Linked DNA regions of Homo sapiens: region 2 is linked to region 1. Evidence: chromatin contacts called from ENCODE Hi-C or POLR2A ChIA-PET data. All regions are on one chromosome and are shown on one strand. Each heading gives the region's core, a stretch centred on a gene start or an enhancer-like site at or near the end of the contact. The rest is flanking DNA. Distances are from core to core; before and after follow the strand shown. Region 1 overlaps NAV2 (neuron navigator 2). Region 2 overlaps NAV2 (neuron navigator 2).

What was found. Hi-C counts contacts between places; a loop is a spot of excess contacts on that map. ChIA-PET counts read pairs that join two places held with the same protein, here RNA polymerase II (POLR2A). Pooled maps may share reads with other maps.
Region 2: a loop to region 1 is called in a pooled map, with 2.8 times the contacts of the local background. The contact joins two enhancer-like sites. A Hi-C loop is called at or near these places in 4 of 168 maps with a recorded cell type or tissue (IMR-90, PC-9, aorta and 1 more) and 7 of 50 pooled maps. POLR2A ChIA-PET finds 5 or more read pairs at or near these places in 1 of 52 experiments (Panc1).

Annotation. Positions count from the first base shown.
Region 1 is chr11:20,110,129-20,114,754 of GRCh38, forward strand. It overlaps NAV2 (neuron navigator 2), which reads left to right. Exons shown (of 38, transcript NM_145117.5): 37 at 4,464-4,626. Among named protein-coding and RNA genes, the nearest start is that of DBX1, 48 kb to the right of the region's middle. RefSeq lists enhancers at 1,445-2,344, 2,345-3,244, 4,049-4,550, 4,551-4,626. Within about 2 kb of position 2,508, at least 30 of the 41 ENCODE cell types and tissues checked have a DNase peak (open chromatin) inside an H3K27ac peak, as active enhancers do.
Region 2 is chr11:19,732,922-19,737,547 of GRCh38, forward strand. The region is part of intron 1 of NAV2 (neuron navigator 2); the gene reads left to right. Among named protein-coding and RNA genes, the nearest start is that of LEISA1, 21 kb to the left of the region's middle. Within about 2 kb of position 2,815, at least 3 of the 41 ENCODE cell types and tissues checked have a DNase peak (open chromatin) inside an H3K27ac peak, as active enhancers do.

The DNA.
Region 1 (4,626 bases), core at 1,258-3,757:
TCTCAAGACTCACTAGTTCAGTGTGAGGCAGGAAAAGTCATCACTGCTTTGTGCTTAGAGGTCATTTGAAGGTTAGTCTTTCAAGAGTGTGGAGCTGCAAAGGGAGGCGGCCAGAGTTTGCATCCCACTAAGTGGCTCAAAAGTGAGTCACTATGCCCCAAACTTGTGACCTCGCCATCCTGATCAGCCCAGGAGACTGTATAGACTGCGGATTCCTGCGGAAGCTTGCTGTGTTCTTCATGCCTCTGGTTTTGAAGGAACATTTGGTGATGTTTTTTGAGGGCCTGCTACTTGACAGGCACCATTAGGGGCCCGACGTGCATGATCTCATTTAGTTCTGACAGCCCAGTGAGTCTCTTAACAGATGAGGAAACTGAGGCTCACGGACGTTCTTGCCCCGTACCATGTCCACTCAGCAGGGTATGGTGGAGTGCGTGTTGGTGCCCAGGACTAGCTGGCCCCTTGGCTACTTCTGTTATTTTCAGGCTATCCTGAGGACACCCATCACTCCACTGAGAAGCCACAGGTGGCTTGGGGAACCAAATACTGAATTTTATAGAGTGGAGTTCTCCCTATGATTTCATTTGACAAAAGGATTCCTTTATTTTTAAAAAATTAAAATTCCCTACTCTCCTTTGTGTTACTTTGAGTCCACACCTACTCTAGGGTCACCTGCCCCTCACCTAACCCGGGTAAGTGGCCATGAAGTGAGCACATTGCAGTTCAGAGTGAGGTTCTAGGCTGAGAACAGGTGGAGTCCCTAGAATGGGTTCTGACAGGGCTACCGTGCACCAGGAGCTGGGATGGAGCGCTGCCCATGGTAGTATGGATTTGGTGGGAACGTAAGGAGACCTGCTGTCATCAGGGGATGAGGATGGCTTCCAGGTAGCCCCTCCCACAGGTACACCCGTGCCAGGAGGAAACATGATATCGCCCTCTAGTGAGCATAAGGTAGCACTGCAAGGGCGTGTAAGTGCAGATGCACTTGTGGAACTGCTTGGAGGACCTTCCTGAATGTGCAGCCGATGCATCCTTCTGTGATGTGCACACCCTCCCAGGAGCCCCCTGCATCCCACAGTCAGAAGGCTCACAGTGGCCCAGGTTTTAGTTTTCAATGTCTCAGCTCCCTGTTGTCCTGCTCCCATTTTTCCTGACCCAGTGGGGATGCCAGGTTCCTTCTCCTGCCTTAGGGAAAGTGAATGTCCTCCCCTCTGTGTCTGTCTGTCCAGATGTCTCTGCTGCTGCCCTCGGGGCCTGCAGTGGAGCTGAGGAGCTTTATGATGTTTCCTTTGCTTACCACAGTACTTACCCAGCCATTCATCACCCAGACTTGAACATGTCCAGTGACAAGTGAGGAGGCTTGTAAAAATATTTTCTGTTCTTGCAGATGATGTTAACATGTACCTAATGTGCATTTGTCTTATGACTCAGTCCTGAGCCCTGCTTCCCTTTGGAGCTGTCATTGGAAACACTTGCCAAAGTGTCTAAAGTCTGCAGGGTAACTCAAAAGGCCTTTCTCTGTGCCCAGGGCAGGCTTGGTGCCTGCAGGGAACAGGAACAGTGCAGAGTCAGTGTGGGGCCATTTATCGGATTATCCAGCCTGCTCTGAGACCCCAGACAGGTCTCCCGTCTCTTGGCCTTGGGTTCTCCATCTATAAATTGACAAGTTTGGACTAGAAGAGTGTTTTTTCAGGCTGGTTTCTATGAAGCCCAAAAGTTCCCCAGTCTACTCAGTTGAGGACCAGAGATGAAGAGCAAATGTTTGAAAACCATGGTGCCAGATAATCTCTGAGGACATGTTCAGCTCCAGGAGTTCTAGCCTCTGTGATTCTGCAGCCCTGAGCATGTCCTCATCCAGGCTGTAGAGTGGAGACAGAAGCAGTAGCTGTCACAGAAGCAGTAGCTGTGAGGGTTTGGTTCAGCCTCATGTGAGGTCTGGCTTGGGAAATGCAGCCCAGTTTCCACAGGGAAAGACCTCAGAGGGAGAAACTTCTCAAAATTGCACAAATGGTTCTAATGTGGAGCAGCCTTCTTCTGCTCCAAATATCCCACTTTTGCATTCTCTTCTGCCCTGAGACACATGCCCACATACACACAAACTCATGCCCCTCACACGATTCCTTCCTGCTCACACAATAATTGCTTTTCAAATGCCAGACTGAGCTCCTAGGCCTGAGACTCACTCCTGCCCCAGGTTAAGGAAGACTTAGCAACAGACTGGGCCAGAGCGCAGGACGGGAGGAGTGCTGGTGTCTGGGAAGGCAATGAGTCATAGGAGGCTGCATGACTTAAGCAGAGGGGGTGATAGCCACGAATACAGAGAGATGGGCCCATCTGAGAAGGGGCAGGGTGGGCAGCTTCCCTGACAGAAATCATAGCTAGAGGTCCCAGATGGCACAGACAGTCATGGGAGTATGGGCACTGCTGGCAGGGACAATGAGCCCAGCAGGCTGTCACACTGATATCTGGCCAACAGCCTGCTCCGCGTCTCCCTGCTCTGGGTCTGGCTGAGTCACGTGGCTCACATGACTCAGAGTTGTTCAAGGTGGTGTCAGTCAGGAGGGGTGGAGAGGAAAAAGGCCTGGCAAAGGAAGCTGAGGTTCTAGGTTCAAATCGGGCTCTGCCTGACAGCCTTTCTCAGCGGGCTCTGCTCTTCAGGCCTTGATTGGCCCATCTGGTAAATGAGGGGGTGGGGCTAGGTGGCCCCAGCTCCTTCCCCTTGGAAAGACGTGGTTTTGTTGGTTCAGAGCTCAGCTTCACACTGTTGTCAGCACCTTGCTCTCTGTACCCTCTCCACGGCAGGATTCGCGGGAGGGCAGGGAGAGCAGACAGACAGACAGACAGCCGTGGCCACCCTAGAGACACACTGCAGCCGTGGTGGCCCACAGGACTCTTTAGTCTCTGTGCTCTAAGGCCCCCTGCAGAGTCCTCTCTGCAGAACTACAGGTGACACTGCCCTGGCTGTGAGCATGTCCTGCCACATGGACCAAGTGGGCCAAACTAGTGGGCCGTGGAATTGAACATACTTAGTTTCCAATTCTGGCTTCTCTCCTCCCTGGGCCTATTTCCTCATCTGTAAATCACGGATATTAGTACTTCCTCTTGGAGTTGCACGGTGGTTAAGCAAGGTATTCGTAAAGCATTTCTCACGGTACCTGGCACAAAGTCAGCTGGAAGATGTGGTGGTGTTAAAGGAGAAAAATATAAAGCCTATACCTAGCTGTGTAATATACAGAGCCTCGTGTTGGGCCAGTCTAGGTTTCTGTTCTTCAAAGAATGTATGTATTTCTTGAAATTGCTAGTAATGGTCACTAAAATCATTTTACCATTAGATAATTGAGGCTTAAGAAAAGGAGCTTGGAGGCATGGTGTTGATCTTACCATAAAATTAAGTGATAATATAGTTTACTGTTTTAAGAGCCAATTAGCTATTATGGAATTTTGAGAAATACATGACAAGAGAGAAGCCCTCATAATTTCACTGCCTATGTGCAACCTCTGTTAGCAATTTGCTGTTTTGAAAAGGAGTAGCACTTCTATATAGGGGCTGTAAGAGTCAGACCCATTTCAAGAAACGGGGTTTTATTGAGCCAGGACCAGCCCAGCACAGTGGCTCACACCTATAATCCCAGACCTTTGGGAGACCAAGGCACGAGGATTGTTTGAGCCCAGAAGTTCAAGACCAGCCTGGGCAATATAGAGAGATCCCATCTCTTAAAAAAAAATGTTTTAAAAATTAGCCAGACATGGTGGCACACAAGTAGTCTCAGCTACTTGGGAGGCTGAGGCAGGAGCATCACTTGAGCCCGGGAGATTGAGGCCACAGGGAGCATGATCATGCCACTATACTCCAGCCTGAGCAACATTGCAAAACCTTGTCTCAATACAAAATCAAAGTAAATATTAAGCCAGGGCCATTGTGACCTCTGCCTGCAGTGTTGGTGCCCAGAACCCAAGGTATGTAGGCAGTATTCTTTGGGTAGATGCACCAAATGGAGTACTAGAGCTGGCTCTTGAAAGCTGATAGCACCTTTTTCCAACTCCACATCCAGTGACATCATGTCAGTGGTTTGAAGTCAGTCATGGTGGGATTGTACCATGGATGTTGGCAAATGCTTCAAATCAGGTCATTGTTTTTCCCCAAAAGCCAGTTTTTCAAATTGGATTATCAAGGCTCAGAGTTTAGGGTCACACGGTGAGTCAGTGGCAGAGCTGAGACATGAACCTAGATCAGCCTGACTCCAAAGCCTGTATTCTAGACCACTGGGTCATGCTGCCTTCAGCCTTAGCACCTCGAACTGTCTGCATCTTGGATGACTTCCTGAGCATGGAATAGAAGTGGAATTACTCCATCAGGGAAGGCATGATGCTGGATTTGGGGAGTTTTTCAGAAAGCTGCAAAACTGGGGCTACGAGAGAGATCTGGGCCACTTCCAGACTGTTCCTTCTTTGCCTGTTTTCAGCTCTATGGAAGGCGCGCCCCCTGGGAGGATCCTGCCAAGTGGGTGATGGACACATATCCATGGGCAGCCAGCCCACAACAGCACGAGTGGCCTCCCCTGCTGCAGTTACGGCCTGAGGATGTCGGCTTCGACGGCTACTCCATGCCTCGGGAGGGATCGACAA
Region 2 (4,626 bases), core at 1,565-4,064, 380 kb before region 1:
TATCTTATTCCTTTGTGTTAATCAATGCCTGCACAATTATGCAGTTGGCATGGATGCTAGTTTTATTGTCTTGAACACAAAAGCAGCTTTGAAAATGTGGTATTTCTAGGGAGCGGCTGGGGGTGAGCCTCTCACTGGAGAAGGCAAACTTTAGCCAATCATTTCCCCCTCCAATGGGAACAGAAGCAGGTGGATTAAACTGCTCCATTAGGCGATCTTTTGTTTCTAATAGAATAATCATCAACAACCCTTGATGGTTGAAGGTCAGGGAAGGGAGCTAGACCTGGCTGAGCATTTGCTGTGTGCTCAGCTCTGTGTTGGAGCTTCTTTCACATCAAGTTCAGTTGTCTCTATCACTCTGTGTTTATGTCTTAGACCCATTTTTCAAATGAGTAAGATGAGATAGAGAAGTTGACTGATTTGATCTAGGTCACATGGCTGGTAAATGATAGCTCCAGGTTTTGAGCTCAAGTCTGTTCAGTTCTGGAGTCCATACCTTACTATCACCCATGTGCCTAGGTCTATGTGCTTTACGGGAGACCGAAACAGTGGAAGGCATGTGCTTGCCTTCAGGTTCTGCTAAGAACCCAAGATGCTTCACTTACCGCACAACGGGTTTTAAGGCACCTGCACCGTTAGTTCCTGACTTGATAACATGGGACTGAGACTTCCAGGGGAAATGGGGTAGGAGCTGGTTTCTGATTTCACATTTACTTAAAGGAGAGAAAGGATTTAGATATATGGGGAGAGGAAAGAGGGTTTTTCAAGGACAGAAAGCTATCATGGGATTCCAAGTAGGGGAAGGCGGGCTGAAAATAGTGTATAAGAGATTCATATCAGGACATGGAAAAGGATGAAGACTGGAGGCCTACCTGGAGACTGTTGGTAATCCTGGTACTGCTACTGATGATGGTAATGGGAGGCTGATGGTGGTAGTTGTGATAGTGATAGTGATGGTGATGGTTAACGTGTATTGAATGCTTAATATTTGCCAGATACTAGTCTAAGAATTTTACAAGCATGAACTTGTTTAATGCTCACAACAATCTTATAGGAAAGGTACTGTAATTAGCCCCATTTTTAGTTGAGGAAATGGAGGCATAGAGAGGCATAAGGGTCTGAAATAGTGGTGGACTTTGAGGCTGGAGAATAACAAGCAGATGTAAGAGCCATTGAAGGAAGAACTAGGGCAGAATCTGGTGACCATGTCGAGAAAGGGATAAAGGAATAGGAGAGTCTACAATGAATTCAAGGTAACCTATTGATCTTTTATAGGAGCCAACTTCCTGGTGGTAGTTATTGGTGAAGTTATGACCTGACTAGGAAAGACAAGCTTTCAATTTACTAAATGCCTTTATTAAAATGGAAATGTGATATTTGAGAGGATGAATATGATGACCCATTGCCAGACATAGACATCTTAACATGAGTGAGGTCATCAGCTTCAGTGCAAGGGGAATTGCTTAAGTGAAGGGACACTGGATGGGTTAGTTTTGAGAAGGCCTGTGCCAGCCAATTCCTTCCTTCAGGGTGTGCTATCCTAAACATAACCACCCAGGGTCTCTTTTCCTACAACCGCTTCCCCTTCCTTCCTATTCACCCTCAATCTGATGTAAAGCAGTTCATGCTCAAGCATTCGTTGCCAACACTGGATTAAGATCTCCCTCCTTCCAGGTCATACATTGGCATTTTAACAGAGACTTTTAGAAACTTGGCTAATGAAGGTGGGGATGTGAGTGATCCTGGGGTTAGGAAGGGATGGGAAAAGTTCATGCATCCCTCCCCTAACTCCCAACAGACATACAATGGAAAGGGCTGGGGTCTCAACTTAGGCTTCACACCAGCAGTGCCTGGACTCCAAGTTTCTAGACCCAGATTCCCAAAAAAGTCATGAAACACATTCTCTTAGCCAAGTATGCCATGGAGGGCTGGGTCAAGCCTATGAGCCTCCACTCAGGCTGGCAGTGAAAAGCAGCCCTGGGCCCTCCAGCCCACCTAGGTAGCATGTAGTTATTACAAGCATGGACTCTCCAGACAGCCAAGCTAGAGTTGGAGCCAAGCCTCAGATTTGTTTGCTGTGTGACCTTAAACAAGTCATTTCATTTCTCGACTCTTAGTTTTCTCATTTGTAAATGAGGATAATAGTGTTGAGAGGAGTAAATCAGAGAAGGTCTGTAAGGTGCTGAGCCCAGGACATATCACATAGTAGGTACTCACTAAATATAAGCTGCAGTTGTCGTGCCAGGCCCACTGTGAACAACTCCAGAAGACATAAAGCTTCTCCATGGGCTTTGGGTGAAGCCTGGGACCAGGCAGCTAGGTGTTCCCAGTTGCAGGATGGCAGTGAGCTTAGCACGGGCCCCTGCTCACGCTCCCTGGCTCTCTCTGCCAGAAAAATGGGTGGTACTAGAGAGTCTGCATTTCCCTGCGAGCAGCTTTCTTCCCTTGGCATCCTAGGCAGGGCCTTTGTACAATTCCTTTTCAGCCCCCAAAGATCTATATCAGAGGTAATAGTAGTTCCAACTGATACTTACAGAGCACCTACTATGTTCCAGGCACTGGATTCATTAATCCTCCCAATCTTTCTGTGAAATCAGCACTATTATTCACCCTGTTTTACATGGGATGAAATGCAGGCACAGCAAGGCCTTGCTTAGAGCAAGTCACTTGCTAAGAATTATATAGCTAAATCAGAGCCACAACTTGAACTCCATTCTGAACCAAGGAGTTTGAAACCATTCCTCCTGCATGATGCATGAAATTTTAATAACCTGCCGACAGCCCAGGAGGTTTGCAGTTTCTCTGAGCCCAAGGGACCAGAGCCATCTGGTGGGTGCTTTTTCAAGGGAGCTGGTGTGACTGTTTCAGGGTAAAATGCAGAGAAATAGCATCACTTTTTTTTTCCCCGTGGTAAAAATAACATGCAAGGATGGGAAGAACAAATGGAGGTTGGGAGGCTGACATTGCGGGGAGGAAGGAGCTAGAATGCTGGGGGCTGTCTACCTGGTGCCATGTGCTGCCATCTGCCCAGTATGGGGGCAACATCAGCCTGACCTGCCAGCACCTGCCTGGCTACCAGTATCAGCTTTCAGGAATAAAAAGATCTTTTTCAAAAAGCCTTTGTTCCCCAGGGAAGCTCAAGGGGCAGAGTGAGGTCCGTGGAGGGTTGTGACAGTTCAAAACATGCTGTCCATTTATAGTATGCAGCAGTGACCCTATATCTCACCCTCTCTATAGCAACTAGCTCCAGACACAAACTGGGCATGGCTTTTGATCATGAAGCATGTTTTTACAAACAAAAAAATACTGAAAGTAGTATGTGAGGCTGAGATTATGTTAATTTATGCAGTTTCCACTGCTGCTAGGATTAAAAATAGCTTTCTTTCAAGAAAACTAGAACTACGCACTGTCAGTATGCCTTCTAGGCCCTCTTGTTGGGCTCCAGGACTGGTGGGCCAGACACAGGACATGGATTATGAGATCCTCCTTGGCAGTCCCAGGTTCTGGAGCTTTGCTGAAGTGGAAGATAAAGACACTTTATCTTCCAGTGGTAAGGACTCTTACAAAGTCTTTACTGCATGTTTCATAAAACTGGATATGCTGAGCTCTAATGAAAGCTGTTGTCAGCATTAAATACCCAGGGAAAGGCATGGAGGCCTTTAAAAAACTGCCACAATGCTCCTGCACTGAAGTGCTCACATTTTGCTCCATATGTGAGAGGGAGGGGAATTTGGCCAGTGTCATCCACCTCATAAAAGGCAAACCCAGGATTTAAACTCAGGTCTGGTGCCTCCAAAGCCCAGGAACTCATGACATCTCTTCCCCCAACTCTGCTGTTCTACATGTTGATTATGGCTACCTGTGGTGCTCATTTTAATCAGATTTCATCAATATAAACATTAGTGGTGGGGTCTTCCTTTAGAGTTAGTATAGCCACAACCACCTCCCCTAGGTTATGCAGGACACCTGGCAAACCTTTTCTGAGGGGCCCCTACCAGGGGAAAAAAAAACTTATTGCCAAACATTAATATGCCAGCCCCATTTTGGCGGGCCGGTCTCACACAATCTCATGAAAGAACTGTAGTGCCAGCCAGGAGGGGCAGTCCTCTTGCTCTCCTAGAATTGGCTGCTAGCCGTAGAGCCCAAGGCAACACCACTGGGGTAATTCCTGAAGATCCTTGGGACATCTGGTTGACACCATAAGTGGACAGAAGTTTAGAGACTGCTCTGAAGGGACAGCTGAGGACAGGGACTCCTGTGGTTCTGGGTCAGAGCAAGGAACAGCCTGGTCAATCCCAGCCACTGGAAAGAGACTTAGAGAATTTCAAAGAGAGCATGGAAACCAGAAAATATGAGTGAAAGGGAAGGGAGTGAATCTACATATTATACACCGTCTATATACCAGTTACAGTGCTATGCATCGTGGGGAGTTACAGGGTGCACAAGAAGGACAGAACCCATACTTTCACGGATCTTACAGCCTGGTTGGGAGAATAGGCATTATAATTACATCATGGCAGGGAGAAGGGATGGGGAAGAGGAGATGGGGAAAGGGCCCAGCTGTCAAATAGATAATTCCAAGGCAGAGTAATATGGTAGAAGGTGGTATAACCTGGCAATTGCAAT